Regions from separate parts of the Homo sapiens genome. Here region 1 is linked to region 2. The links are chromatin loops, found by intact Hi-C in ENCODE. Cell type or tissue: gastrocnemius medialis. All regions are shown on one strand. Links, peaks and the distances in the headings refer to the core of each region. The heading gives the core; the rest is flanking DNA. Region 1 overlaps GAS7 (growth arrest specific 7). Region 2 overlaps GAS7 (growth arrest specific 7).

What was found. A loop is a pair of places that touch in the nucleus more often than their neighbours do. Peaks named below come from ENCODE experiments on the same cell type or tissue, not always from the same donor. Only the 100,000 strongest peaks of a DNase experiment are listed, where the experiment ranks them.
Region 1: a loop joins it to region 2, with 9 times the contacts of the local background. A loop is called at or near these places in 5 of 110 quality-filtered maps.

Annotation. Positions count from the first base shown.
Region 1 is chr17:9,923,609-9,938,289 of GRCh38, forward strand. It overlaps GAS7 (growth arrest specific 7), which reads right to left. Exons shown (of 14, transcript NM_201433.2): 9 at 10,558-10,636; 10 at 3,033-3,161; 11 at 1,868-1,991. Among named protein-coding and RNA genes, the nearest start is that of RCVRN, 26 kb to the left of the region's middle. RefSeq lists an enhancer at 1,449-2,375. In gastrocnemius medialis, for the core only: a CTCF peak has its summit at 5,449 (motif pointing left); a DNase peak (open chromatin) is centred at 5,542; H3K27ac peaks cover 826 bases; H3K27me3 peaks cover 578 bases.
Region 2 is chr17:9,976,764-9,991,444 of GRCh38, forward strand. It overlaps GAS7 (growth arrest specific 7), which reads right to left. Exons shown (of 14, transcript NM_201433.2): 3 at 5,041-5,121. Among named protein-coding and RNA genes, the nearest start is that of RCVRN, 79 kb to the left of the region's middle. RefSeq lists an enhancer at 4,387-4,888. In gastrocnemius medialis, for the core only: no CTCF peak of the experiment used is centred there; no DNase peak of the experiment used is centred there.

The DNA of each region.
Region 1 (14,681 bases), core at 3,468-8,467, 54 kb before region 2:
TTTCCCCACTCACTACCAATTTCAAATCTTGATAACACACAATGTTGATAAGCATTTAGAGAACAGGCATTATTCATAGATGCTGTTGATAGGTGCTCTCTCTGGAAAGCAATTTGGAAATATCCATCAAGACGAATAATACCCTTTGACTCAGCAACTATATTCTCTCTATATGCAGATCTGGTCTTAGGCACACACAAAGATGCAGGTACAATAACACAGCTTCACTGGCTGGCAAGCACTCTGAAACAATCTAAGAGTCCTAAACCTCAGTTAAGGGAATGATGAAACAAATTTGGGTACAATCATACAACTGGACACTGGCCAGCCATTAAAAAGTTTGATATGCATGAATGGATGGGCAAAAAGATTTACAGAAATGAAAAAGAGGTATTTCCAAGATATATTAAATAAGTTCAGAAGATAGATTGTATGATCAAATGTATATAAATTTAAATATTTAAAAATCAAAACACTAGGAAGAGATGGTGATTATTTCTGTGAATAGCATTTTATATTCTTGTCTGCTGATTAAAATATTTTGCCATGTACCAATACTGTTTTTGCAATATAATTGTTTTTTGAGGTAGAGTCTCTCTCTGTCACCCAGGCTGGAATGCAATGGTGTGATCATAGTTCACCGCAGCCTTAACCTCCTGGGTTCAAGCCATCCTCCACCTTAGCCTCCTGAGTAGCTGATTCTACAGGCATGCACCACCATGCCTAGCTAATTTTTTCAAATTTTTTTGTAGAGATGAGGTACTATGTTGCCCAGGCTGGTCTCGAACTCCTGGGCTCAACTGATCCTCCTGCCTCAGCCTCTCAGACTGCCGGATTACAGGTGTTAGCCACTGCACCTGGCCTATAAGTTATTTTTTTAATAACTTAATAATTTAAACAGATCTCTTCCCCTTCTGTGCCCCCCCTTCTCTCTACCAATAAATATACTGTGCCCTCTACTTCTTGATCCTGTAATTTATTATTGTGCATTATAAGATTTGTATAATAAACGTTATCCTTCTATTACATTATTTTTTATTGACTTATTTCTATCTTACCTTATTTTGAAATGTAAGGTGGCTGCTTTCTTCTATAATGAAGGAATTGTAACAGGTTCACCAGAAATTGAGGTGAAAGGGACCTACAGACCAAACTCTAATACTACGGCACACATTCTAATTCCAGAGGCAACATGCGTGTCCTCTCGTGCAGTGAAACGTGGCTTCCCTTAGATCTAGTTACCGAGGTTTTCACTGGTTCTACCAGGCCTTCTCTTCCTCTTTGTGTATTAGCTAACTTTGACCACTAGGTGGAAGCAGAAACCAACTCATTGGGAGACTATTCCCAAGAGACTGAAATCTGGTTATTTCTTTAAACAAAGTGTCAGCCTCTGTTCCCAGGGCAGGAGCCCATCCCCATAGGTGAACCTTCAGAGAGAGCATTGCTTCCTGGGGAAGTGGGCAGCTTGGGTGAGCTGTGTGCTTCTGTGGGCTCTGAACAGGGACAGGGCCCTGAGCTCTCAGTGCATGAAGGAGTTTGTCCACCTCCTGGTCAGAGATCTGGGGCTTGGGCGGAAAACAAAAAAAGCCACGACCAGGGAGAGAGTAAGGAGTCCAGCCTCTACCATGCCCCAGAACTAGCCCGGCCTGTGTCCTTCCTCTGACCCCCAAAGTCTCTTTCTTTGAGATCTCTGGGTGTGGGTCAGAGAGAAGGGAAGAGGGGGTACCTCCTGGCAAACAAGGGAAGTAATTTCCTCGCTGCAGTCTTGCAAAGGAGAGATGCACCCTCGCCAGTCACCTCATCTCCTAGCCCCGTGCCCTCTCCTTCTGTGTGCACTGACCAGGCCAGGCGGGTGCCCAGCACTTACCAGCCTGTGTGGACTTTCTCCGCGCCTTCTTGATGTCCTCCTCTGTCTTGTTGCTCAGCTTGATCTCCAGCTGCTGGGTCTTCATCTCCAGGTCTCTCTGCCGCTCTGTGAGGGCTTTCCGGGCCTGGGGTCCAAGGACACGGAGAAGCTGCTCATACAGCTCGGAGCCAGTGGGCCTCCTGGGCCACGCAGCCCAGCTTCCCTTTGGAGTCCTTTCGCCCCTTGTTTGTGTGGATGATGCCACAGTGGTCCAGAGAGGCCCAGCAGCCAGAGTGGCACCACCCAGCTAGGTAGAGGCTACAACCCAACTCTTTTCGTCCTTGCCTCTTCCAGTGACATCTGGACTCAGCCTACCTCAATCTCTCAAACCACGTTTTTTTCCCGATGGAGCCTGTACAAAGACTGGGGACCTAGGCAGTCCTAAAGTCACAGCCCCTCTGCTTGGAAGGGACCACAAAGGCCATCTGTGTCACCTCCCTGCAGCACTTAATAGGATGTAGCAACAGCCCTCCCGTTCTGGAGCTGGACAAGCCTCGGCCCTCTTGTTCCCCTCACTGTACTGCCTTTCCTCCAGGCCACCACTGGCATCTCTGTGGTCCTTGGGTGGCGGCAGTTGGCTGGGCCCAGGGTGTCCCAGCAGTTTGAGCCCCCTTCTCCTCTCTAAGGCACTGGGGACTGGGAATCAGTCCCTGGGGCACACTCTCTTCCCTCTAAGGCTGAACATCAGTTCCCTGGAGGTGAGACCACCCAGGACTCAGCCTCATCCCTGAGCAGGAAGGAGAGCAGGGAGGCGGTGACTGAGTCAGGACGACTCAGCCAGGTGAGGCTTAAACACGGGGCCCCACGTGAACCAGCAGCAGCACTGCTAGGCTCGGGGTTTAACTGGTCGCCAACAGCCACTCGACTGCCCACTGCAGCTGCAGCCTCTCCTCGCACCCCTGGCCCTCTGGGTGGTCATTCCAGCACCACAGGGAGGCAGCTCCTATCTGCCCTTGGATGGGTGGGGTGCTCTGGCGTAGGCACGAGGCTTGGACATCCCCCTATTCCCCTACCTGGGGACAAAGACTCAGCCTTGGCGTATGGAGCCACTGCTGGCTTCCCAGTCCCCCTTCTTCCAGGCAGTCCCCCATGCACCTGCCCTGGCCCAGCGTCCTGGGCCTCTCACCTTCTCCACCGAGGCATAGCGGCTGGCGAGCTGCTTGCGAAGGTCGGCAATGTGGTGGTCGCACTTCTTCATGTCTTTCTTGAAGTTCTCACGGAAGTTCATCAGGGGCTTCTCCACCTCGCTGTGAAGCTGTTGGGAGAGTAGAGACGCACACTCAGGACCCAGGGCATCAGCTGTAAGCCAGTGCAGGGAGGAGGGATGGGAGGGGCACCCCCACTTCCCCAGGCAAGTGAGGATGAGTCTGGGGTAGCGACCTGGCAGGAAGGTGAGAGACACCCCCTGACACGTGGCTGCCTATCAGGTCTCAGCTTAGGCAGGTCACCTTAGCTCAGGAGGCCCCCACACACGTCTACAGGATAAGTGGTTAGCAACTAGAGCCTTCTGATTTCCCCATCTGTTAACTACTTTTTTTCTGAGCTTCTGCAGCTTTTAAATTTTTAGAATTTTTTACTATTTATGGTTTATAATATGCTGTTTTGAAATATGTATATATTGTGGAATGGCTAAATCAAGTTAATAATCAATGGGCTGGGCACGGTGGCTCATGCCTGTAATCCCAGCACTTTGGGAGGCCAAGGCAGGTTGATCACCTGAGGTCAGGAGTTCGAGACCAGCCTGGCCAACATGGTGAAACCCCATCTCTACTACATACACACACACACACACACACACACACACACACACACACACACACAAATTAGCTGGGAGTGGTGGCAGGTGCCTGTAATCCCAGCTACTCAGGAGGCTGAGGCAGGAAATCACTTGAACCTGGGAGGTTGCAGTGAGCCGAGATTGTGCCACTGCACTTCAGCCTGGGTGACAGAGTGAGACTTGGTCTCAAAAAAAAAAAACAAAACAAACAAACAAAAAACAATAATAATCAATGACCTCACACACTTATTTTATCCCACAGCTTCTTGCACGGCTTTGTTCTTATGTCTCTCTCCCTTATTTTCCGAACTGAGAGCTTTCTGGGGACAGAAACCACATCAGCGTCTGTGTCTCCAAGCACTCAGCACAGTGACTGGGGTACGCGGCTTCAGTAAAGAACAGTCGAATGAATGCCATTCAATTAGAAGGTCTCAGGTCAGTCCTATTTATCGAACATCTACTCCATGGCAGGTGCTGAGAATACAAAGGTGAGCTAGACAGGGTCCAAACCTCGAGGAACTGATGGTGGGAACTGTTGGAGACCTGCTGGAAACTCACAAGGGCAACTGTCCCGCATTGCGCTCATAAAGACATTCTCAGCTTGCTGGGCTGCCTGGAGCACAGGCAAAGGGAACCGCCCTGTATCCCAGGGGCCAGAGAAAAGGGTTTATGCTGTCAGAAGAGCTGGGTGGCATCAGGGTTTTAAGCTTTTTTCTTCTCTTTTATTCCTTCCCTCTTTCCCATCCCACCCCCCTTTAAAAGAACTTTTCCTTAAAATTTGTTCCTTTTGTTTGTGAGCATAACATTTATTTATTTTTTATTTATTTATTTATTTTTTTGAGACAGAGTCTCGCTCTGTCGCCCAGGCTGGAGTGCAGCGACGCGATCTCGGCTCACTGCAAGCCTCGCCTTCCAGGTTCACGCCATTCTCCTGTCTCAGCCTCCCGAGTAGCTGGGACTACAGGCACCTGCCACCACGCCCGGCTAATTTTTTTTTTTTTTTTGTATTTTTAGTAGAGATGGGGTTTCACCGTGTTAGTCAGGATGGTCTCGATCTCCTGACCTCGTGATCCGCCCGCCTCGGCCTCCCAAAGTGCTGGGATTACAGGCGTGAGCCACCGTGCCCAGCCCATAACATTTATAAGAAAACAGATCAACGGGACCTGCTGTGGTCAAAGCCAGGTGGCACCCTAGCCCTGTGCACCCCTCCCACCCCACTGCCTGGAATCAGGCAACTCTCTTCAACCTATGACCACCCCACCACCGCAAATCTGCCTCCACCGGTCTTAGAGGTGTCTCTAGGGAGCACAGCTCAACTTCCCTGGACAGATGATATCCCAACGAGGGTTCTGTGACTTCTCTCCTCTCCCTCAGGTTTTTGCTGTACAATATCTTTTTCTCTGGATACAACCAGGACTTAGGTGTCCCTATTCTAAGCAACTGACTTACACGGGGCTGGGAGCTCCAAGCGGGCAGGGGCCCCATCTGGGTTGAGCACTGCTGTGCCCAGTGTCTGACCTGGGCTGGGGCTGGGTGGGTGCCCCTTCTGTGTTTGTAGAGAGAATGACAAACTCTTCAGAGCTCAATCCCCTGGGTGACAAGAAGACAGCTTTGTCGCTGGATGACCGTCACAGACTAACAGAGAACTGGCCATCCAAACACCCCTCTCTCCTCCTCGTGTTAGTTGTAAATATGTCCTACTATTTTTTTTGAGCCCCTGGAACCTTCCCTGTATAGGAAAACATCCCCACCTGGCGGCAGTTTGCAGGATGCTACAAAAATCTTGAGAGCTTACGAGAATAAATAAACCCCTTTCCCACGTATATAGGTTTGGCATTTGCTGAGTAGGAGCAGCTGTACGACTCCGGGAATCTGGGAGAGTTAGCTCAGCCTGCTGACTCAGAAACTCCGGGGTCTCTAAGGACATGGAAAGCAAGTGACTTTCAGGCTTTAATACGCCCAGGAATGACCTGAAGAGTTTTCAACATTAAGGTTTCCTGGACCCCAGCCCCAGGTTCTGTGGTCTGGGGAAAAGCCCATGAACCTGCCAATATGCCAGGAAGCTTTCCCCAAATTCAAATGACATTCTGGAAGCGTGACGCTGCTAACTATCACAAGTGATTTGATTCCACAGATGAGGATGCCTGGCATCTCCATCTCGCTACAGACATCAAGTATTTTATTTATTTATTTATTTTTTTGAGACGGAGTCTCACTCTGTCTCCCAGGCTGGAGTGCAATGGCGCAATCTTGGCTCACTGCAAGCTCCACCTCCCAGGTTCAAGCCGTTCTCCTGCCTCAGCCTCCCAAGTAGCTGGGATTACAGGCACCCGCCACCAAACCTGGCTAATTTTTTTTTGTATTTTTAGTAGAGACGGGGTTTCACCATGTTAGCCAGGATGGTCTTGATCTCCTGACCTCATGATCCGCCCGCCTCGGCCTCCCAAAGTGCTGGGATTACAGGTGTGAGCCACTGTGCCCGACGATATTAAGTACTTTTAAAAGACAGTTTTTTTTTTCCTTTAAAATGGTTAGGCTGGTATCTTTAGTACCCATTCTTAACTTTTAAGCATCTCTGTTGAACCAGGAATCAGAAGTCCTTCCTCAAAGTGTCCTCACAGACTCAGGCCGGCCTGTCATGGCCCATCAGTTTTTCTTTCCAAAACTCTCGCTCTCTTTGCTTCCTTTTCATCTCACACATCAGAAGAGAATAAGAGAAGTTCCAAGTTGGTAGGAATTTCAGACACTGTCTAGTCTGATATTTTTCAGACGGTGTGCGGCCGAGAGTTGTGAAATCGATTTAATGGGCCAGGACCAGCTTTTTGGTGAGAACAGACCAGACTTGAACAGAAAATACCAGAGTACATTTTAAGTAGGAGGATAAATACTGTTTTATGAAACGTTTGTTTCAGCTACAGATGTGTGTGAATGTCTGTGTGCAGATATCGGAGTGGATACCTACAGACAGGTTCTGAATGCTCACATAAAATGCATCATTGTAAGTCACTGTCAGATAAGTGTAAAGAGACTGATCTGGTCTGAATTCTTCATTTCATATGTGAAGAAATGAAACCCCAGGGGAGCTAAGTGACTTGCTCAAGGTCACAGAGCTTGTTAGTGACAATACTGAGATACAACTCATGTCTCCTCACTCCTGTCCCCTAAATCTTCTGATGGAACGCAGAGCCTCTACCGCATGAGATTTTCTATCAGCAGAAGGAATTCTGCTCTTCTCCCTTCTTCAGCAGGAGCCAGGTATAACTTTCTTTGTATACGGCTCTCTCATTTCTTTAGCAATCTGTTGCTATTAGCAATGGCTTGAGCTAATGGACCAGAAAAACCACAAAAATTGCTGCAACAAAATTGCATTTCTTAAAGAGCTTTTACCCCTGACACAGAGCATTCAGAGCAGAATTTCAATAAGTCTTTTGGAGCAGACATTAAAAACGGTTTTTGGCATATGGAGCTATATTATTCATGGCAGTCAAATACATCCTTGGAGCCACTTTCTTCTCAAGGAATCGCCATAAAACCACTAGGCTGCTGCGATGACCGCTTGAGGCCACCAACACTGACCGACAGGCTGGAAGCAGCCGAGAGCCTCTCGTAGCAAAGTCTGTTTTGCATGACGGGTCTTCATGAGCTTCCTGTCAACTGAATGGTGAGGTCCACCCTGTGTCCTGAACACTAACTTAAAATGTTCTGAGCATGTGGTTGTCCAGGGCCAGTCTGCAGTAGCCCATTGGCAACCCCTGGAAAGGCACAGGCTCAAGAAGAGGCTGTGTTTTCAATGCCATTGGTCTGCCAAAGCAGGGGAGCTGCTGGAAGAAAAGCTCTGGGGACCAAGTCTCCCATTCGCTCAGTCCTTTCCTTTGCTTCCTCTGTGACTGAACCCACCTGGCTGTGTGACCATGGGCTGTGATCTCACCCCACCTCTTCTCACTGTGAAATGTGTATGCTATCTCGCGTGGTGGTTGACGGCAATGAGTTATATCCTGCACACAGCCATCCACACCACTTATGTCACCACTACCACGTCGGAGAGAGTTTTGCCACCTGTTGAGCACTCTAAACAATCAAGAATCAGGGGTCCTGCTGATGGGGAGTAAATGCCACCAAGATTCCCGGGGACCCAGCAGGTGACCTTTCCAAAGCTCGCAACTCTGGCTCCCAGCCCCACCCCATCACAATGGCAGCCCGCCCAGGATCTTCCCAGTCAATGGAAGTTTCTACCACAGCAGAGAATGGAGCTGCTGGGGGCCCCGACAGGGGAAGGGAGGCCTTGAGGGGAAAGCTACTCATGATCTGCAGCTGAAAAATAACTTGCTGTTTTGGATGCAATGCAGGAAAAAGATCCATTCACGGAGTTCCCTTCTCTGCCAGGACTTGAGTAGCAATTTTCTACTGAAGCGCTTGGTGTAATGAGGTTAGTTAGCATGCCTTCACTGGCTGGGAATTCTCACTCACATCTGGGTGTCAACTCAATCTTGGGGCACACTAAGCCATGGGGAGCTGTAGCAGCTCTGTTCCCTCTTCCAACCCAGCTCTTTAGAAAGTCCTTTCACGTGTCTCAGTCATCTGAGTCATTCATTCTGCCTTCTGTGTGCCGAGTACCACCACGGGGTACATCGTATGGGATCCCAAAGCAGGGACTTGCAATTGCAGTAGGAACGACACTAGGAAAGAGACAGGACCAGTGAGTGCTGAACGTGGAAGTCCCAGGAAGGAGCGACCATCTCTGAGGGATGCTACCTTCAAATGATCAAGCACGTGTTTAAAGAAGGGAGACTCAGCGTTTAGGCACTTTACCCTGCTGTGTCTGACTAGTGATGGTGGGAGGACAGAGGGAAGAGCGAGGAGGCCAGGGTCACTGGGATGGTGCACTCTGAAAGGTCCCCCCCGCTTTTTTTTTTTTTTTTTTTGAGACAGAGTCTCACTCTGTTGCCAGGCTGGAGTGCAGTGGCGTGAACTCGGCTCACTGCAACTTCTGCCTCCAGGGTTCAAGAGATTCTCCTGCTTCAGCCTCCCGAGTAGCTGGGACTACAGGCATGCGCCACCAAGCCCAGCTAATTTTTGTATTTTTAGTAGAGATGGGGTTTCACCATGTTGGCCAGGATGGTCTCGATCTCATGATCTCATGATCCACCCACCTCAGCCTCTCAAAGTGCTGGGATTACAGGCGTGAGCCACCACGCCTGGCCCCTTTCTTTAAAAGGCAAGCCTGTTAATGGGTAGCCCCACCAATCATGTACACTTTAGAGTGGATTACTTCACTGAGAGATTTAGTTTATTTTTCATCTAAAAATTAGCTGAGAGTCGGAGAGAAAACCTGGAGGTATGTGCCAGGGAGTGGGGAAGGGAGAGTCACTTGGAAACATGGAGAAATCTTGAGAGAAAGCAGACCTGAAAAGACTGGGGGTGGGGTGGAGATAGTCAGAGGGCTCTGTTCATTCATGACTCAATAAGAAAATATTTATTAAGCATCTACTACATGCAAGACACCATCCTGAGCCCTGAGGATGGGAATAGGACAGAAACACCCTGCCCTCGAGTCCTGGCACTAGTATCTTCAGAATTAAATGAAAGAGGGATGCTTTATGGTCGGGAGTGGTGGCTCACGCCTATAATCCTAGCACTTTGGGAGGCGGAGGAGGGTGGATCATGAGGTGAGGAGTTCAACACCAGCCTGGCCAACACGGTGAAACCCCATCTCTACTAAAAATACAAAAAATTAGCTGGGTGTGGTGGCAGGCGCCTGTAGTCCCAGCTACTCGGGAGGCTGAGGCAGGAGAATCACTTGAACCCGGGAGGCGGAGCTTGCAGTGAGCTGAGATCGCACCACTGCACTCCAGCCTGGGCGACAAAGCAAGACTCTGTCTCAAAATCAATAAATCAATAAATCAATCAATAAATAAATGAATAAATAAATAAAGAAGGACCCTTTACTTGTTCTGAAATTTTGCAACAACCACAAATTTAAAAAAAATTCTCCCTTTGGCATAACCTAATGTTCCCTGACACTAGGAAGAGACAGGACATCCTACTCCATCCCTTTGAAAGCCAGGCAAAAAGAAAGCAGGGCTTCGTCACTCAGGGGCTGCCCTGAGAAACTGGGCAGGTGTGCTAAGGCCTGCTCCCAGTGGCTCCCAAGAGCTGAATGTTAAATTTTCAGGAATTCTGTTTGCTGGTTGTTAAACACGGCCATTATCAAAAAGGAAATGATATGAACTTATAATTGAATAAAAATTATATTAAAAACGAAGGTAATAGGCCAGGTATAGTGGCTCATGTCTGTGATCCCAGCATTTTGGGAGGTAGAGGCAGGAAGACTGCTTGAAGCCAGGAGGTTCAAGACCAGCCTGGGGAAAATAGCGAGACCCCATCTCTACAAATAAATAAAAAAATTACCCAGGCATGGTTGCATACACCTGTTGTCCCAGCTACTTGGGAGGCTGAGGTGGGAGAATCGTTTGAGCCCAGGAGGCTGAGGCTGCAGTGAGCTATGATCATGTCACTGCACTCCAGCCTGGGCAACACAGTGAGACCTTGTCTTTTTAAAAATAACAAAACATAAAAAACAAAGGCAATAAATACCTAGCACTTACCACCTCCTAACTACACTTTACTATTTTCCATGCTCTTGGTGGATATTGATGGTTATTTGTGCTACTGTGTCTATACAAAAATGCACCACCTCATGGTGAGCCACTGGGCAGATATCTCTTCCCAACTCCGTATTCCGTGACTTCATGTTGATAGCCTGAAGTTTACACCAGGGAAAATGGCAAACGGCAAACTGGAGAGACAGTTGTTAACTATTTTTTAGTACCCCAGTGTGTAAGACCAACTGAGGGTGGCTGCAGGGAGGGGTTACCTTGGCAGAGAACTTGAGGTGAACTTCTGCTTCGTCCGCCAGGCTCTTCTTCACCTGGGCCCACGCCTCTCCCAAGGAGCTGCAACACAAAGACCATGAGACTCAGGTCACAAGCCAAAGCCCTTCCTGAGGCAGGATGGTGGGGCTCCACCCCAGGTCTCGGGGAGGTATATGACAGCTGAGAATGTGGACGCGGATGAGGCAGAAGTCAGGCAGAAACCAGACATGAGCATCACGTTTCAACTCACAGAGTCAGATGAGCCACCAAGGTCCAAGTGAGCTCACCTTACCTCTGGAGCTAAGGAAACAGACTGTGGCGCACAGCCAAGAGGTGGGGGGGGTGGGGATTCCTAGAAATCCAGAGGCTCGAAAGGACCCAGGAAGGTGCCGGAAGCAGGTGTGGGGACATTCCAAAGCCTCAGCTGCAGTGAGGGCCTTGACCCCTGGGCCGTCACTGTCCCCAGAGCTTTCACATCACCCCTCCCTGGTTTGCTGATGAGGGGTGCAAGCATCTGCTAATAAATCAAGGAAGGAAAACAGGTTCTATTCCAGGGAGAAGCTCTTTTCATTTGTTTATTAGTTTGTTCCTTGAGACAGTCTTGCTCTGTCGCCTAGGCTGGAGTACAATGGCGCGATCTTGGCTCATGGCAACCTCTGCCTCCTGGGTTCAAGCGATTCTCCTGTCTCAGCCTCCCGAGTAGCTGGGATTACAGGCGTGTGCCACCACATCCGGCTAATTTTTATATTTTTAGTAGAGACGGGGTTTTGCCATGTTGGCCAGGCCGGTCTCGAACTCCTGACCAACTGAGAGCAGCTGCAGGGAGGGGTTACCTCGGCCTCCCAAAGTACTGGGATTACAGGCATAAGCCACCATGCCCAGCCGGAGAAGCTCTTTTCAAACAGCAGGTATCACACAGCGCTGCTTATAGGAAAAACCCAGCTCCTTGGCTTCCAGGAGTGGGGAAGATGGACTGTGTGGGTCTAGTGACCTAGATGCAGCCACAGGGCAGAGAAGGCTCCCACGGCCATCCTAGGAAGCACGGTCTCCTCTAGCACTGCTTCTCTAGCTGTGAGCCCTGATGCTGCCCACAGCTTACTAGAGAAGGGCCAAGTCCTCTTAGCAGCATCACTTCTCCACTCCAAGGAGAGGCTTCACGTAGAAGAAATCTCCTGAAGTCCCTAAGACTTGCCAATGCAGGCCCCAGGCTACATTCTCTATGATTTGGAGCTCTTTAACCGCATGACCCTTCCAAGTGATACCCCCGCTTTCTTGCTCCCAGCCTCTTCAACACAGCCAGTAAATCCAGGCTGAATGTTCTGTTGACTTAATATCATCCAAAAGCCACTTCCCCCAGAGAATTCATTAAAGTCGAGTGGCAAAAGCTGAATAAAAGACAGCATGTGGTGAGGCTTCTGGGTCTGGAGCAGAGCAGCCAGCAGCGAAGAATTGCCCAACAGTGCACAGCAGATCCCTCTGATGGCTGGCCAGCCCTGTGTGGTGGTGGCGCAGGCTCAGGCCGAGGTGGGTGTTTATGGGAAATGACTGCCTGATTTTATCTAGGAGTCTAGCAGCAAAGAAAGGTCCCCTCAGTGATCCTGGCAGGGGAAGCCACCAGAGAAGCACTGGAGTATGAAACGGGGCAATCCAAGCTGTTGACAATTGTCTCTGCCTGAAGGGCCTGAGATCCAGGAAGCTGTACTGGGGCACTCCACCCCCTCTGGGTGGCTTGGGTGCCCCACCTGATTCAACAGGTGGGTAGGAGGTCCAGGGGTGGCAGGAGTAGTCCTGGCAGTTACACAGATCAGCGGAACAGAACACAAAGTCACCCAGCTAGGGCCGATTGACTGCAGCAAAGAGGTTAGGGTGTTTCCATGGGGGAAACAGATGATCTTTTTAACAAATGGTGCAGAGACAACCGTACATCCACAGGAGGAAAAGGAATCTCGGCCCTACCTCACACCATACACACAAATTATCTCAAGATGCCTCCTAGCTCTAGGGTGAAAGCCAACACTATTTGAAGCATACCAAGGTTGTCCTGGGAGGAATGGGAACTGGATTAAAGGGAAGTGAGAGGGGTTTGCCCCTGCAGCTGAGCCACACACAGCAGCCTGTGGGAGGTATGAACAAGAGTCACAGAGCCAAAAAGGCCCCAGGCGGTGCCCAGACTTTGTATGAGCACATGCATCTTTCCACAGAGCTGTCAGTCTACTGTCAGCAGAGCACATGGCAGGTAAATGGCCCAGGGACAGTCGTGGTGGCCTGAGAATGTCATCTCTGGGCAACTGGGATGAAAGGAAGAACCATGGTTTTCCCCCACCCAACACAACGTCCTCAGCTCTACCTCCAGGCCAGACACTGCTAAGTGGGAAGACATGTCTCCAGACATTCAGAGGGGCCCCTCTGAGCCAGTGCATCCTTGGTGAATGCCTCCCTGCTCTCCAATATTCCAGGCTCTTTGGAGTCACATCACCATTTATTAAAAAGCTACTTACAAATTCTCTCATTTGAAAAGAGATTTTTCATCTGATAAACGGTTAATGAAAAACAAAACAAAACCTGAGGTGCATCTCTGTTCCAACATACAGTTTCAGGTACGCCAAATCAAAATGCATGTTGTTTTCATGACTGCCAACTAGGAAAACCAAAATCGCATTTCCTTTCCACATAGGAGAGAAAAACTAAAGGCAGAATAAACAACCGAATTCTGTTTATTTACCAATGTGCACATGTCCTGTGAAATCTAATTTGGACACAGAAGTTGAATTGCAAAAGCCTCTCCAGCCTCCCTGAGCAGCATCTTCCTCAACTGCTCCAAATTTCTAGACTCCTGCTTTGCTTTGAAAGTCTTCAAGGAGATAGGGTTAAATGTCCAAAGCTGTGTGTAAATGTAAATCAGTGTCTTTGCACGTTGTACGTAGGGGGCTCATGTGTTCATGTTCCAGTGCCTGCTGCAGGAGTGTGTGCATGGGGCTGCTGTGCGTGCATGCACACACAGAGTAATGTGTACACCTACGAGGCAGTGGCCCTGATGCATGTATGTGAGCTTGCGTTGTGTTTGTCTCTGTGTTTGTCCGGGCATGTGTGTACAGTATGGTAGTGTGGGCCTGACTTATGGAGCTGGACTGCTCGGGTGAGGAGCATATGCTGTGCATGTTGGCCAGGACACAGTGTCCTTGGCAGCAGCCCAGGCTGGAGAGATGGAAGCCGGAAGACTCCGGAGTGGCACAGTGGTTGCAGGGCACGGGGATACTTAGGAAAGCCCCTTGCCAGGCAGCAAGAGCTGCTCCTCTATGTGCCCCCTTCCTGCCCCTATCTCAGGCCCCGTGCATGGAGCAGAAGGAGGCCAGGAATGAACTAACCTCATTTACATCTGTGGAAGGGACGCTGGTCTTGCTGGGCCGCCCTGCGGTCTGTGGCTGGCAGGGAGGGTGAGAACCATTCAAAGGAGGCCGCCTGGCTGCACAGCCAACCCATGTGGAGGGCTTAATCAAAGCCACATTTGGGTTGGCAAAATCTCAGTCTCCTGAAGGATTTCAAGCCACGAAGGCAGATTTGGACTGGTTTAACATCATGGCTCGCTGACGACCACAACCATCCCACAACAGAACGTCTTCCTTCCTCGGGGGTTCACTCCCCCTTGGAGAAGGAATTCAAACAGACCAGCACCAGAGGGAGGTCAGAACGGAGAGGACCTCTGGGGACCTTTTCAACTCTAACCTCCTGAGAGTCTTTCTGTTTTTTTTTACAGAGGTGAAATTCATATAACATAAAATTAACCGTTGAAAAGTGATCGATCCAGGCGCATTTAGGACGAGACCAAATCAAACGCCTGTTTTGTGAGTGCAACTACCACCTCTATCTAGTTCCAAAACATTTTCGTCATGCTAGTATGGACTAAAGGTTTATGTCCTGCCAAAATTCTTAGGTTAAAACCCTAACCCACAATGTGGCTGCATTTGGCAATGGGGCCTTTAAGGAAGTAATTAAGGTTAAATGAGGTCATAAGGGTGCAGCCCTGATCTGATAGGATTAGTGTCCTTATAAAAATAGACATTGGCCAGGCGCGATGGATCACGCCTACAATTCCAGCACTTTGGGAGGCCAAGGAGGGTGGACTGCT
Region 2 (14,681 bases), core at 3,825-8,824:
CCCACAACCGCCCACCAGGACAACCTCAAAAAATAATAGATTTCTTTTATCCTTAAGAAAAACACGTAAGTTCAATGCATATCCCAGGCCCAGAGGCTCAGAAAGGTATTCACTTTCCACATTTGCACTGTTGACACAAAAGCCACAGATGCCTATTTGAATTTAAACAAATCAAATTTAAATAAAATCTAAATGCAATATGATTTCCAGGACTGGATCCAAGAACAGAAAAAGGACATGAATGGAAAAACTCATGACATCTGAATAAAGTCTAACATTCAGTTACTCGTAATGCACGATGTCAATTTCATGGTTTTGACAAATGTACCGTGGTTATGTAAGATGTCAACCGGGAGAACTGAGTACAGAAGGCACAGGAAGTTACTGTCTTTATAGCTTTTCTGTAAATTAAAAATTGTTCCCCAAATTTTAACAAGGTATTAAATTAATGAAAAATTCAGCTCCTTGGACATACCAGCCCCATTCAAGTACTCAAGAGCCACACATGGCTAGTGGCTACCATATTGGAAGGCACAGAGAAAGAATGCTTATACTGTCACAGAGGGTTCTACTGGACAACACTGCCCTGTACTGTCTTCATTCTACCCAATGACTCATACATGAAACTCCCAGCATCTCCCTTTTCACTCATTTTCTTTCTCTTTGCCTGTTACTATTTCTCTCTACAAATCAGTATTTCCACACTGCACGTTAAGCCCAGCCCAAAGAGGACTTTCAATATTTGCAGCAGTTACTGAATGGCGTCTTAGGTGTTCTGTTTTGGTTTAAAGTTTATTTCTTACTCATGCGGGTCTCACCCAGAAAGCCTGGCATTAAACACCTCTAGTAAAGCTACTGAATAAACACAGCTTCCATAACTCTGGTGATATTAAAGGATGGAATGCAGGCAAAGTCCCCAGCCCAGGTCTGATCCTAAGTAGCACCCAACATTCAAAGACTGGAGTCTAGTTTGTGCGGGGGTGGGGAAGGGGGGGGTTGGGGGAGGACTCTAGGCATGTTTCTAGAACTCTCTTCCCAGTTGGCAACCTGGCTGCCTCTGCTTACCAGTATCCAACAAACCTGCACTAATAAGAATGAACCAGCTCTGTGGGTGGCCCTTCAAACTCTCTCTAGAAGTTAACAAAGCTACAACACAAAAGTAAAGCTGGCTGGGCATGGCGGCTCATGCCTGTAACCCCAGCACTTTGGGAGGCTGAGGCTGGAGGATCACTGGATTCTGAGTTTGAAACCAGCCTGGGCAATATAGTGGGATCTTGTCTCTATGAAAAATTCTTTAAAAATTAGCTGGGCAAGGTGGCATGTGCCTATAGTCCCAATTAATCGGGAGGCTGAGGTGAGAGAATCCCTCGAGCCCAGGAGGTCAAGGCTGCAGTGAGCCATGATCACACCACTGCACTCCAGCCTGGGCAACAGAGCAAGACCCCACCTCAAACAAACAAAATAATCCAAAAGCATGCATGGATGGGCAGGGCCTCGTTTTATCTCTCTCCAGGCCCTCAAGTTTATGAATGGGGAAAATGAGGCCTGGCAAGGAGAAACATGCCCAAGGCCCCAGTTTAACATTTGTAATTTCACAAATCTAGGATGCCAGTGATTGAGGCCAGCAGTGGCTCATGTCTGTAATTTGGGTAATTTTGGGAGGATCACTTGAGACCAGGAGTTCAAAACCAGTCTGAGCAATATGGCAAAACACTGTTTCTACAGAAAAAAATAATAATAAGAAGAAGAAAATAAAATAAGAAAATTAGCGGGGTGTGGTGGCACACGCCTGTAGTTCCAGCTACTTGAGAGGCTGAGGCAGGAGGACTGCTTGAGCCCTGGAGGAGGAGGCTGCAGTGAGCTATGATCATGACACTGTATTCCAGCCTGAGTAACAGAGCAAGACCATGTCTCTAATAAACTAGTATATACTATTGATTGTAAGATGCATCTGACTTCCAAGATATTAATATGTCAGGGGAAAATGTATGTCTCAGAATCAATGACACAGGACTCTTCATGCTGACGTAGGGAGCTGCTGCTTCTTGCTTCAATGGGCCATGGTCTGGGAACCCTTGAGCAGCGCTGAACTGAGGCTCTGGGTCACTCTAGAACTGAGCTTCCCCACCTCGGCACTAGTAAACATTTAGGGCCAGGTGATTCTTTGTTGTGAAGACTTGCCTGTGCATTGTGGGATGTTCAGCAGCAGCCCTGGCCTCTACCCACTAAATGCCTGTAGCCCCTCCCCCCGGTGCTGGCAGTCAAAAATATCTCCAGACATTGCCGAATGTCCCCTGGTAGGCAAAACCACCCAAAAGAGGGAGGAAAGCTTAACACATATGTGGTATGTTTCAAACAAAGAAACAAAGCACAAACGAACTGAGTTAAATAGGTTTCTTCATTTCAGGCCTTCCTGCAGTCTTCAGAATGCTAATGTGCCTGTCCTTCTTCATCCTCCTTCATGGAGCACGGATACATCTGGGATCCCAAGGATTCCACCTTAGGAAATACTACCCCAGCACCCTGGGGATGGGGGCAGAGGGGGACAGGAGTTGTCAACACACTCAGTCTAGCCTTGGCCATGCGGGCAATTCTCATCTCTATATCTGACCTTCTCCACCCATCTCCCCACCTTTCTCAGCCCCCTTTAGGGGCCCAGCACACAGTGCAGCGCTGGACAGAGAGAGGCTCTTGATGCACCTGTAGGGTAAAGAAGGGAGCCTGTTAAACCCAGGCCTCTAAGCCAGGGACCGGAGGCAGCTCCTGTGAGCATCCCTTCTGCAGGACAGCCCCCATCAACAGCAGAGAGGACAAGATGCTGCCTGTGGAGGGTCCCAGGAGAGCAGGCTTTGGAGAAGTGACCCCATGACTCAAAGGGCAAGTCTCGACCAGCCTCACCAACGGGGCAGGCTGCGAGTCACACGTGCTGTCTCTACACATCCGAGCCTCCCTCTGCCGGCCTCCCTGTCCTGTCCTCCTTCACCGACCACTCTGGCTGGAAAAGACAGCTGGGTTACCTTTTTAGTGTCTGGCTGGCCTGGAGCCAGCCAGGAAAAAGGACACACCTTGCGTCATTCGCACTGGCATTTTGATTGTTTTAAAAAAAAAAAAAAACACAAGAACAACATTGAAAGAGAAGCCAGTGGGCTCAGAACTGCCTGCTGTCACACGGCAGCTACAGTACGAACGGGCCCATTTCTGGGGACTTGGTCTGAGATGGCAGCACTCACTGTCTCCCTAGGAAATCCGTCACAGCTGCCCCATGTCCCTCCCACACAGGGGGTTCCTTTCTTATTTTTTTAAAAATTTAATAATATAAATATAAATAAAGTGCTTTTGAAAACCTAAAATAATTTTTGATAGAAAACACCCACCTTCCTATCACCTCTCCCACGCCTCAGCTGATTTTCTAGAGGTAATATTTTCCCATCTTTTCCAGTTTTGAGCTCTTCTGCTGGCAACTGTCATATGCCTAAGCAATATGCTTTGAATGTGCACTTTCATGTCTTCAGGTCTCAATGCTAGACAATATCCAAAGACTCCCTGCTCTGAAAGGTGAGGATCTGGCCACTCGCTTTGCGTCCCACCTCCCTCTTCCGATCCAGTATTCCAGAGTCCTGTGATTACCTTTGGTCCTTCCTGTGGTTCCCTGTGCTGCTTCAGGTAAACTATTTAGACCAGGGATTACTTTTTCTTCTGAAAACTTTACACAGGCTCTCACCTCCCTTCCACAGAAGCTGAGGATGTCACGCTCAAGGCATTGGAAGATTAAATTCCCAGCCCCAACCACAACTTTGACTTTCATGCTTTGCTGCCAGATTGACTCCTGAAGTCGAAAACCAACAAGTGTGCTCCACACACCATAGGATGGTGGAGACATTGGTGAATTAGTTCAACACGGAAGCCAGGCTCTGCGGACTGAGGATATCACAAAAGAAACAGACAAAGTCCCCACCCTCAGGGAGCTTACAGTCTAGCATGGGAGAGTGAAGGTCAACTAGGAACAGGATGATGGGGACATTAAAATAGCATGCGGCTGAGATCTAAAGTGACTGCATGAGGGCTCAAAATTGAGTGGTCAGGGAAGGCTTCTTGGAGGAGGTGACATTTTTAAAAAGCCACATGAAAGGAGATGTTGTTCTCCCTGCTGATGGGTCCCATAACCTGCCTTCCAGAATCTCAGACCTAGATGTCTCCCAAGAGGCCCCTGAACAAACCTCCCACCTATTATAGGAATGTCCATTTCAGCCAGGCGCGGTGGCTCACACCTTTAATCCCAGCACTTTGAGAGGCCAAAACAGGTGGATCACTTGAGACCAGGAGCTCAAGACCAGCCTGGCCAACATGGCGAAATCCCGTCTCTACTAAAAATACACAAATTAGCCGGGTGTGGTGGTGCGCACCTGCAATCGCAGCTACTCGGGAGGCTGGGGAACAAGAATCCATTGAACCCAGAAGGGGAGGTTGCAGTGAGCCGAGACTGCACCACTGCACTCCAGCCTGGGTGACAGAATGAGACCCTGTCTCAAAAGAGAAACAAACAAACAAACAAAAAAGAACGTCCATCTCAACTGCCTCTGCTTGATTACCTTTGCAGATGGGGAACTCACACCCTCAAAAGGTCTCCCTCACACTGTTTCAGGTGTTTTATTTGAAAGCTGCCTTGTAAACATCTACCTCCTTTTAGCTTCTACTCCGTGATGTCCACAAGAGCCACATAGGGTGGTTCTGTCCACACTTCAGGTCTTCCTGCCCCTGACAGACAGGAAAGAGCTCTGACACCTCACCTCCCCCAGCCATCTCCTCCCACTAAGCGCCTGAGGAGGAGTGTGCAGGAGGCCACCAGAGCTGCTGCTGGCACTGCCAGGGAGACACCAACCTGCTTGGCAGCAGGCCTAAGGGACCCTCTCCCAGGCCCAACCCCTCCCTGGGTTTGCTACATCAGCCAGGTTTAAGACCCAGGACCCATCATCTCAGCCTCTCCACTGAATGTGGCATCAGGGCCCTCCCAGTTGCCCCAAAGCAGACAGCGGACATTACCTGTTGGAGGCAGAGAGCTCCTGTGAGAGCCAGGGCTGGCTGGAATCCCAGGAGAACTGCTGGGACGTTCCCAGGTGGTCTCTGGTGAAAGAAGAGCAAAGAAAATCACTTTGAGAATGTCACAGGGCAGAACCTGAGTTTCACAGAGCAGAAGGAGATGCTCAGAGCTGGAGAAAAAGAGAGACAGCCAATCGCCCTCCTCCCCAACCCTGGCCAGACAGGACCCTGCTTTCTGCTCCCATATCCATCCATCTCCCTTCCTGGCCCCTGCCCCCTTCCACCATCCCATGACCACAGAGCTTGTTTTTGCTGGGGGCCCTTCTTGATGAGGCTGGGGCCAGAAGGAGATGGACTTCCTGTTGAGATGTCAAGATCCTCTAAAATATCCTCTGCCCCAACCTGCCTCTTCATTCACCCCTACTTTGTCTCGGGGCTCTGGACTCTTCTCCTGGAACCCTGAAGTTGCCAACCAGGTATTTCTCCCCAAATGTCCACTGTTACCTGAAACTCCAAAGCACAGAGGTGCAGGAGCCTGTAAAGAGACAGGGGCCCTCTGCCACCTGGTGGTGACTTCCAAGTTTCTTCCTGATTTCGCAGTTCTAAGTCTCATTTGAGCTGTAACTGCTGAATTTGCCTGGTCACCTCTCTCTCTTCCAATGCCCTGCTACAGGCTCTAATCAGAAATAAAACTGGCCGGGCACAGTGGCTCACAACTGTAATCCCAGCACTTTGGGAGGCCTAGGTGGGCAGATCACTTGAGGTCAGGAGTTCGAGACCGGCCTGGCCAACATGGTGAAACCCTGTCTCTACTAAAAACACAAAAATTAGCCAGGCGTGGTGGCACGTGCCTGTGATCCCAGCTACTCAGGAGGCTGAGGCAGGAGAACCCTTGAACCTGGGAGGCAGAGGTTGCAGTGAGCCGAGATTGTGCCACTGCACTCCAGCCTGGGAGACAGAATGAGACTCTGCCTCAAAAAAAAAGAAAGAAAGAAAGGAAAGAAAGGAAAGAAAGGAAAGAAAGGAAAGAAAGAAAGAAAGAAAGAAAGAAAGAAAGAAAGAAAGAAAGCAAAGAAAGCAAAGAAAGAGAGAAAACTAATACTGCAAGCTATAGTATTGTCCCCCAAACACTACTTTACCCATTTCACTGCCATGAGCAGAGACTTCTTATGAAGTTATCTAGTGATAAAAATAATACTTTCTCACTACATACAATTTGATAATGCAGGAAAACACACAAAAATAAATATCACCCATCATCCCACCATTCAGAGGTCATCACCATCAACATTTTGGTATCCATATGTTGATTTGTTTTCTAAGCATATGTTTCTCTTTAAAATGAGACAAAATCAAACTATAGATTCTTTTTATGTATAAATTTTTGTGAATACCTTTCCAAAATCTGTCCAGGCACAGTGGTTCATGCGTCTTATCTCAATACTTTTGGGAGGCTGAGGTGGGTGAATTGCTTAAACTCAGGAGTTTGAGACCAGCCTGGGCAAGATGGTGAAACCCCATCTCCACCAAAAATACAAAAATTAGCCAGGTGTGGTAGCACGTGCCTGTGGTCCCAGCTACTCAGGAGGCTGAGCTGGGAGGATTACTGGAGCCTGGGAAGTCGAGGCTGCAGTGAGCCATGATGGCGCCACTACACTCCAGCCTGGGTGACAGAGCAAGACCCTGTCTCAAAAAATGAAAATAGGCCGGGCGCGGTGGCTCATGTCTGTAATCCCAGCAATTTGGGAGGCCGAGGCGGGTGGATCACTTGAGGTCAGGGGTTCGAGACCACCCTGACCAACATGGTGAAACCCGATCTCCACTAAAAATAACAAAAATTAGCTGGGCGCGATGGTGTGTGCCTGTAATCCAGCTACTCAGGAGGCTGAAGCACGAGAATCGCTTGGTCCTGGGAGGTGGAGGTTGCAGTGAGCTGAGACCATGCCACTGCACTCCAGCCTGGGTGACAGAGTGAGACTCCATCTCAAAAATAAATAAACAAATAAAATAAAAATAAATTTTAAAAACTTTCCAAAATCACTGAAGGGGGCGGTATAGCAAAGTAGTTAGGCTCTGTTTAGTGTGGTGATTCTAGACCCAGACTGCCTGGGTTGGAATCCAGCTCTGCCTCTCACCACCACTATCCTTGGCCAAGCTACTTATTCTCTGTGACTCCCTTTCCTCCTATGTAAAATGAGTTCAATAAGGTGTCCACCCAAGGGAGATACTGTACCAATACCAAAGGCCCACATACATGCCTCTAGCGCTAAGTCATTTTTAAAGTTAGTCTGATATGAGGATATAACATTATTTAGTTAAAAATTCCATTACTGAAAATTCAATTGTTTCAAACAATAAAAACAAAACTGGGTTCTTGACTCAACTTTGCTCCTAAACTACCGTGCAGCCCTAGGCAAATCGCACCACCCTTCTGGTCCTCTGATGCTTCATCCAAAATAAAGAGGTTCGGCTACTTGGTCTCGTAGGCCCCAATACTCCCGCTCTCTAGGTGTGATTGGTGGTCTCAAGGCCCATGGTTTGGGTTTCAGGAAGGGTGAACCTGGACTCCAGGGGCAGGCATAACAGGGGTAATATGGTCCCTTCATGTCTTAAGGGAGAGAAAACAGAATTGAGGGTGATCTGGAAAGCAGAGACGGTGTGAACATAAACCAGACAGTAGTAGGGTCTTTTATGAGGAGTGACAAGGAGAGAGGCTGCCAGCAGGCTTAGGAGCTTCTCCAAGGGACCCACTGGCTGGCAAGAGCAGGAAGCCTTGGAGAACTTACTTCAAAGACCACTGCCCTGCTTAGGGCCCACGTCATAAGCCATTCATACGCTGAGTGACCTCTGGAATCATCTGAACTCTATATTCTGTTTTTCTCAACTATAAAATGGGGATGAAAATGGTACCTAAGTAGGCTGGGAAAGAGCATTAATTGGGTTCACCTGTACAAAGCACTTAGGATAACATCGGGCACATGGTATGTGCTTTCTCAGCACTAAATAAAACAGACAGACAAGCCCGGTGGAGCTTCGATGAGCAAAAGCAGCGAGGTGGGCATCCCCAGGAGCAGATGCACCATCCAGCCTCAGGCTCCTTCCTAGGCAGGCTTCTCTTCTCTCCTGCCCGTTGAATCAGCCCTGCCTGGAGGCCGCACTGTTGCCTTCACATCCACAGAGTCAAGACCGGGCTCCCCTCTCCACCCTCTCCTCCGAGTCTCCTGGGTTCCCTGGCCCCTGGACAACCAGGGACAGGGCTCACTCACCATCACCAGCTCCACCCTATGTCCCATCCCTCATATCTAATTGGTTCCCAGGGCCTGGAGATGCCCCTCCATCACGTTCCTCTTGTCTTCTCCATGTCACTCCAGAGCCAGTCTCCCTGCCTTTTGAAATCCGTCCACTCACAGCTAGTGGACCACTCACCCTAGAGCCCAGCTTTCGCCGGAGGTCACTTCACAGCGAAAATCCCTGGCTAGCTCCTTTCCAACATGGCACACGGAATCAATTCCGAAGTCCACTGGCCTCCTGGCAAAGTGCTCCAGGATCCCAACCCTGACTGCATCCAGACTGACATCCCACTGGCTTCACTTCAGGCCCAGTTAACTTGCCTCGCCGATCTCTAAATACGCCTTTCCCGTATTGTTCACCCATACCTGCCGCCTCCTGCTCCCCCATCCCTGGATATCACAACCTTGTTCACTCATCAAGTCTCAACTAAAATGTCTCTTCCACCATGCAGCCTATCAAGATTGCTCTTCTTCCCTGCAAAGAGTTCTTCCCCAGACTCTCTAGAGTGGGTGCTGTAGTGCACCACCCAAATCTCTCTAGCTGCAGAGGCTCATAGCTGAGTCCCTCTCAGGGAACCGCCCTTAGCCAAAGAGAGCTGCCGTGCCCAAGGCTATGCCTAGAGTAGGGGTGCAGGGTGCACATCTAATGACTGGGGTGAGAGGGGATCAACGGCCCACCAATCCCCTTGTCTCAAATCAAACAATTCTGAAGGCCCCTCCCAGCTCAGAGCTCCCCACGGCGCTGCCGAGGCCTCCTTGGTGGCCGCATTGCAATGCTGCTTCCTTCCTTCCCCGGGGGTTGCTCCCAGGAGCACACACCCTACTGAAACTCCTGCATGTAAATCTGCCTCAAGTCTTCTTGAGAACCTGACCTAAGTCCTGCAACACACACATTCCATCCAGCTTTTTTCTAGGAAATCAGCACTTTGTCCATCCCTCAGACAGCTCAGATCCTAACCTTGACACCTTATCTCCTTGAGGGTCGAAGCCACGGCTGGTTCGCCCTCTCAAATACGGCACCTGGCCTGAAGGATGCAAGGACAGATGGGCCAACAGAAAGACGGACATTGTGACAGCACAAGAGAGATTCCCACCTGATGTGCTCTCCAGGAATAAACAGCAGGGAAAAGGTCCCAGAAAACTTTCCCTTTGTGCTGCTGCCACCACCCCTTTGGTGGCTGACACCATTGACCTTATTTTAAAAGGAAGTCCCACCAGCTGATGTGCAGACACCACCTTTGATCTTCTGGTTGGGGCAGAGGGTCACAATTCATGCACTGACTACTCCTTCCATCCTTGCACCCATTCATCCATCACTGTTTGCCTACTACCTGCGAGCCATCACCAACCACTGCGGACCCAAAATAACATCTGGACTATTGAACAGAGAAGCTGCTGGTCCCCGTTCCTCTCCCCATCCCCCATCCTTGAGCCCTCCATGAAGGGAACTACCAGTACAGAGGCAATCAGAACAGCAGCCAGCAGCTCCGGGGGCTGCAGGAGGCTCTGAAACCCTAGGTGGACGCTGGCCTGCAGTCTGAATGCTGCTGTCCATGTGGGGACCCGATGGGAGGCCCCTTTCCCTGCCCTCACTGGCCTGGTCAACTCCCAGACCCCCCACAAGCTAGAGTCTCCGTAAGTACCATATCCCTCCCCTCTAACCTCCAAATGGGCCCCATCAGGGACGATGCAGCTGCCTGAAGGATTCAGCCCAGTCCATCTCCTTGTCTTGGCGAGATCTGACCAACCCATAACACAAAGACACTGTGAGCCTGGGGCAGGGATGGTGCTGAGCCAGGCCAGGCCAGGCCAGGCAGACATCTGGAGAGAGCCACTGGGGCTCTGGCTGGGTGACCTCACCAGCAGCAGGACAAGTCACCCCAGAGGACCATACTACCCACAGGGAGGAAGCCGTGTCCAGGTCTTTTCCAATACAAGATTCCCTAATCTGCTTACAACACATCTGGCTCCTTGACCAAGTCACAGTAAGACTGAAGCGGCAGCTCCAGGCCTCAAGAGATGCTGGATTGAGACCCTTCTGCATTCTCTGGACGTCCATCCCTGTGGTCTTAGGTCATCCCGGATGACTGCCCACACTCTACTAACAGAGCCATGGCCACACAGGCCCCAGAGGTTCTAGGAGGAACAGTGCGGTCAGAGTGGAAGAAGTGAGATGTGCCCCGGGGAGCCTCTTCCCACCCCACCTAATTCACACAAAACACATATTTTCCTAGTGGTAACTAGAACTCCATTCAGACCTCTTCCGCTGAGACCCAGAGAGCCATATACTGGCCATGGATGAAACCAGTCTAAGGGAGGTACTATTTTAGCATTAATGCTAAGAGCCAAAGATGTTAATCTTCTCCTCAGCGAATGCCAGTGTCTACCCCACATAGAATAAAACTTATAAAGACAGCTGGGCACAGTGGCACACGCCTGTAGTCCCAGCTACTTGGGAGGCTGATGCAATAGGATCCAGGAGTTCAAGTCCAGCCTGGACAACACAGCAAGACCCTATCTCTATAAATGAATAAATGAATGGATGAGTGAGTGAATGAATAATTTGTAAAGTGAGAGACCAGTTGAAAGCTTGAAGACTATGTAAATCTGAGTTTCAAAGCACAGATGCCCCTTCTTCAAAATAATAATAATAAATTTTAAAAACAGTGAGCTAGGCGGAAGTTATTAATTTTAAATAGTCACTTCCGGGCTTCATTTCCCCTTGTTAAGGCTGCATCCTGCCTGCATTAGCAATATTGGGCTCCAGTGGGAAAGCCACAAGGAGCCCCTGGACCTAAGCCACTGGTTATGGTGACTGGCCATGGGCCCACCTACAAGCCTCTGGCCCCCAGTGGCCTCCTGCTGGGGCTCGTCCACTTTTCTTGGCTTGTGCCGGCTCTCTGCTGCCCCCTGTGGTTATCAGGTAAAATAACCACAGATACCAGAGCAGAAGGAAATGGACTCTGGGGTCTTGACTTTGATCTGAGATTCCTGCAGTCTTCTCCTCTTTGCCTCTCTTTATACTCACCCTTCTGTGCTACTTGCTCTATCTCCTCCTCCCCCACCACCAAATTTTCTTTCTTCCTTGCCCTGGTTTGGCGGTCTCTCTACCCATGGCTTCTCTCCTTGCCCTGTAGTCCTCACAAGGAGGGTCTGCCTAGCTATGGCCAGGTTTTTCTAGTCAGATGGCAGCCCTGCCACTCCGTTTCTCAGCCCTTCTCCCTTCCTACCCAGAAGCTGGCTTGCCCCCAGGCTATGCTGCCCTGTCCTCCAAGCGAGCCCCATTGCCTTGGTCCAGGCAGATGCAGAATTTGCAATCAGGCCACATTCTCCTGGAGGCCCCTGCTTATCTCCCTTGGCCAATACAAAAGCAGCAGTTCACAGAGACCTGGTTCCCTCCTGCGCACCAGAGTTTCCTCCATCTCTGGTTTTTCAATGCCTTCCAGTACAGCCATTGCTACAAGACATTTGAAATTCCCTCTTAAAAGTAAATGGCTGAGGCAGGAGAATTGCTTGAAGCCAGGAGGCGGAGGTTGTGGTGAGCAGAGATCGCGTCGTTGCACTCCAGCCTGGGTGACAGAGCAAGACTCCATCTCGAAAAAAAAAATTAAATGATATTTAAATCACAACCACAGTTTCTCTGCAGGAAAGAAACTACTCTCTGAAGAACCATTTACGCCTGGTCACGCCAAGCCCCTCCACATCTGGCATCCCCTTCAGCGGTCACAAAACACCTATGAGATAGGTGCTGTCATTTCCTTTTTTTTTTTTTTTTTGAGACGGAGTCTCGCTCTGTTGCCCAGACCGGAGTACAGTGGCGCGATATCAGCTCACTGCAAGCTCCGCCTCCCAGGTTCCCGCCATTCTCCTGCCTCAGCCTCCTGAAGAGCTGGGACTACAGGAGCCTGCCACCACGCCCGGCTAATTTTTTTGTATTTTTAGTAGAGACAGGGTTTCACCGTGTTAGCCAGGATGGTCTCGATCTCCTGACCTCATGATCCGTCTGTCTCAGCCTCCCAAAGTGCTGGGACTACGCGCCCGGCCCATTTCCACTTTTAATGGAAGGAACTGAGGCCTCAGTGAGAAGTGGCATCTCTGGAACTCAGTCTGACAACAAAGACCACCATTTTCTGGCCACACTCACCGTGTCTGAGCTCTAGGCTGGGACTCTGGGAGCTGCAGCAAAACAGTGTATTTTAATCTATAAACAACCCTTTATTTGAGAATCATCCTCAATATGAATATTATTATTATTCATTCAACACATATTTGAGGGCCTATTCTGTGTCAGGCACTGTGCTGGACACGGGGTTATATTGCAGGAAATATAAGTGGTTAAACTCCTCCTCCTTCAGCTTAAATTCTAGTGGTCATTATGCCATTCCATCTTTAGTTAATTTTAGACACATGCACATGTGTATAAAATGTGTATGTGTATAAAATTTTCCATAAGTGAAAACTTAAAAATTTTCTAATGGGATTGGGGGAGGGAGTTGTGCCAGGAGACAAAAAATAAGCAAAACATATCAGGTTAGCTCTTGGTACACACTAAGGAGAATAAAGCAAGGAAGGGGGATAGAAAGTGTTATGAGAACGAAGCTGTAATTTAAGAATGGCCAGGGAAGGCCTCACCAAGAAAGGAACACAGAATGAAGATCTGAGAGAAATGTATTATGTATCTATTGTTACATCGCAAATTACCCCCAATTTAACAGTTGGAAACATCAAACATTCATTATTTCATATTGTTTTAGCACATCAGGAATCAGAGAGTGGCTTAGCTGGGCAATTGTGCCTCAGGTTCCCCCATGAGCTTGGGGTCAGGAAGTCAGTGGGTGCTGCCTCATTTGAAGGCTTGACTGGGGCTGGAGGAGCTACTTGTAAGAAAGCTCACCCTGGCCGGGCATGGTGGCTCACGCCTGTAATCCCAGCACTTTGGGAGGCAGAGGTGGACGGATCATGAGGTCAGGAGATCAAGACCATCCTGGCTAACACGGTGAAACCCCATCTCTACTAAAAATACAAAAAATTAGCCGGGCGTGGTGGCAGGCACCTGTAGTCCCAGCTCCTGGGGAGGCTGAGGCAGGAGAATGGCATGAACCCGGGAGGCAGAGCTTGCAGTGAGCCGAGATCGCACCGCTGCACTTCAGCCTGGGCGACAGAGCGAGACTCCATCTCAAAAAAAAAAGAAAAAAGAAGAAAGCTCGCCCTACGGATGCTGGCAGGAGCCAAAGTTCCTTGCCACGGGCTCTGCACAATATGGCTGCTGACTTCGCCCAGAGCGAGCGAGCCAGGGGAAAGCAAGGCAAAGGGTACAATGTCTGTTACAACCTAGTCTCAAAAGTGACACTCCATCATGACTGCCACAATCTATTAGTCTCAGGGACCACCCAGGAGGGAAGGTAGAAAGGGATGACACAGGAGTGTATCAGGAGGTGAGTGTGTTGGGGGCCATCTTGGAAGGCTCCTATCACAGAGGGAAGGAGCAAGCCACACACATATCTGAGGGAAGAGAATCCCAAATGAAGGGAACATAAAATAAAAATGTTCTGAGGCAGAAGCATGTCCTTCATCATAGAGAGCAGCAAGGAGGATAGTGTGGCTGAAGAGGAATTGTGGGGAAGGGAAAATAGAAGATGAGTTCAGAGGTAATGGGGGCCAGATTGGATCATCCAGGGCAGTAGTTCTCAAAGTATGGTTCCCGGACCAGCAACATCAGCATTATCTGGAACCTGCTGGGTGCCCTCTGGGTGATTGTGGTATACTCTAAGGTCTGAGAATCCGTTATTAAGAGCTCTGGCGCTGGCATCTTACAGACAGATGTTCAAAAATCCCAGATCTATTCCTTTTAACAAGGACCATGTTATTTGGCCTCGGTTTCCCTGTTGTAAAGTACGGGATAGCAGTATAGGGGTCCCAGCTTCCTGGTGTTGAGGACAGGACTCAGTGAGGTACATACAGCTCTTAGCACAGTTTCTGACACAGAGTAAGCACTCACAGACACTAAGAACAACAATAAGACAAAACAAAAAACTAAAACCACCTCCATTCCTTCCTTCCTCTTCTTTGCTTCCCAACTTCTACCCCAGAAGCTGGATCCCTGCCTCACCCCTCCTTTTGATGCCTACAAGGAGCACATCTCCCAAAAGAGGGGTGCTAGGGGTGAAGGGGGGCTAGAATGCCTTCTTTAGCATTGCTGCAGTGTCAGGCTATCCCTTAGTTAACCAGGGAAACATCACTATGAGTGGTCCCCAACTTCCCACTCACAGCTGCTTACAAAATTCTTAGGGCAGCCCTACAATCTTGGTGGGGAGCAGGGGCTCCTGTGCCCATTTCACAGATGATACAGAAACT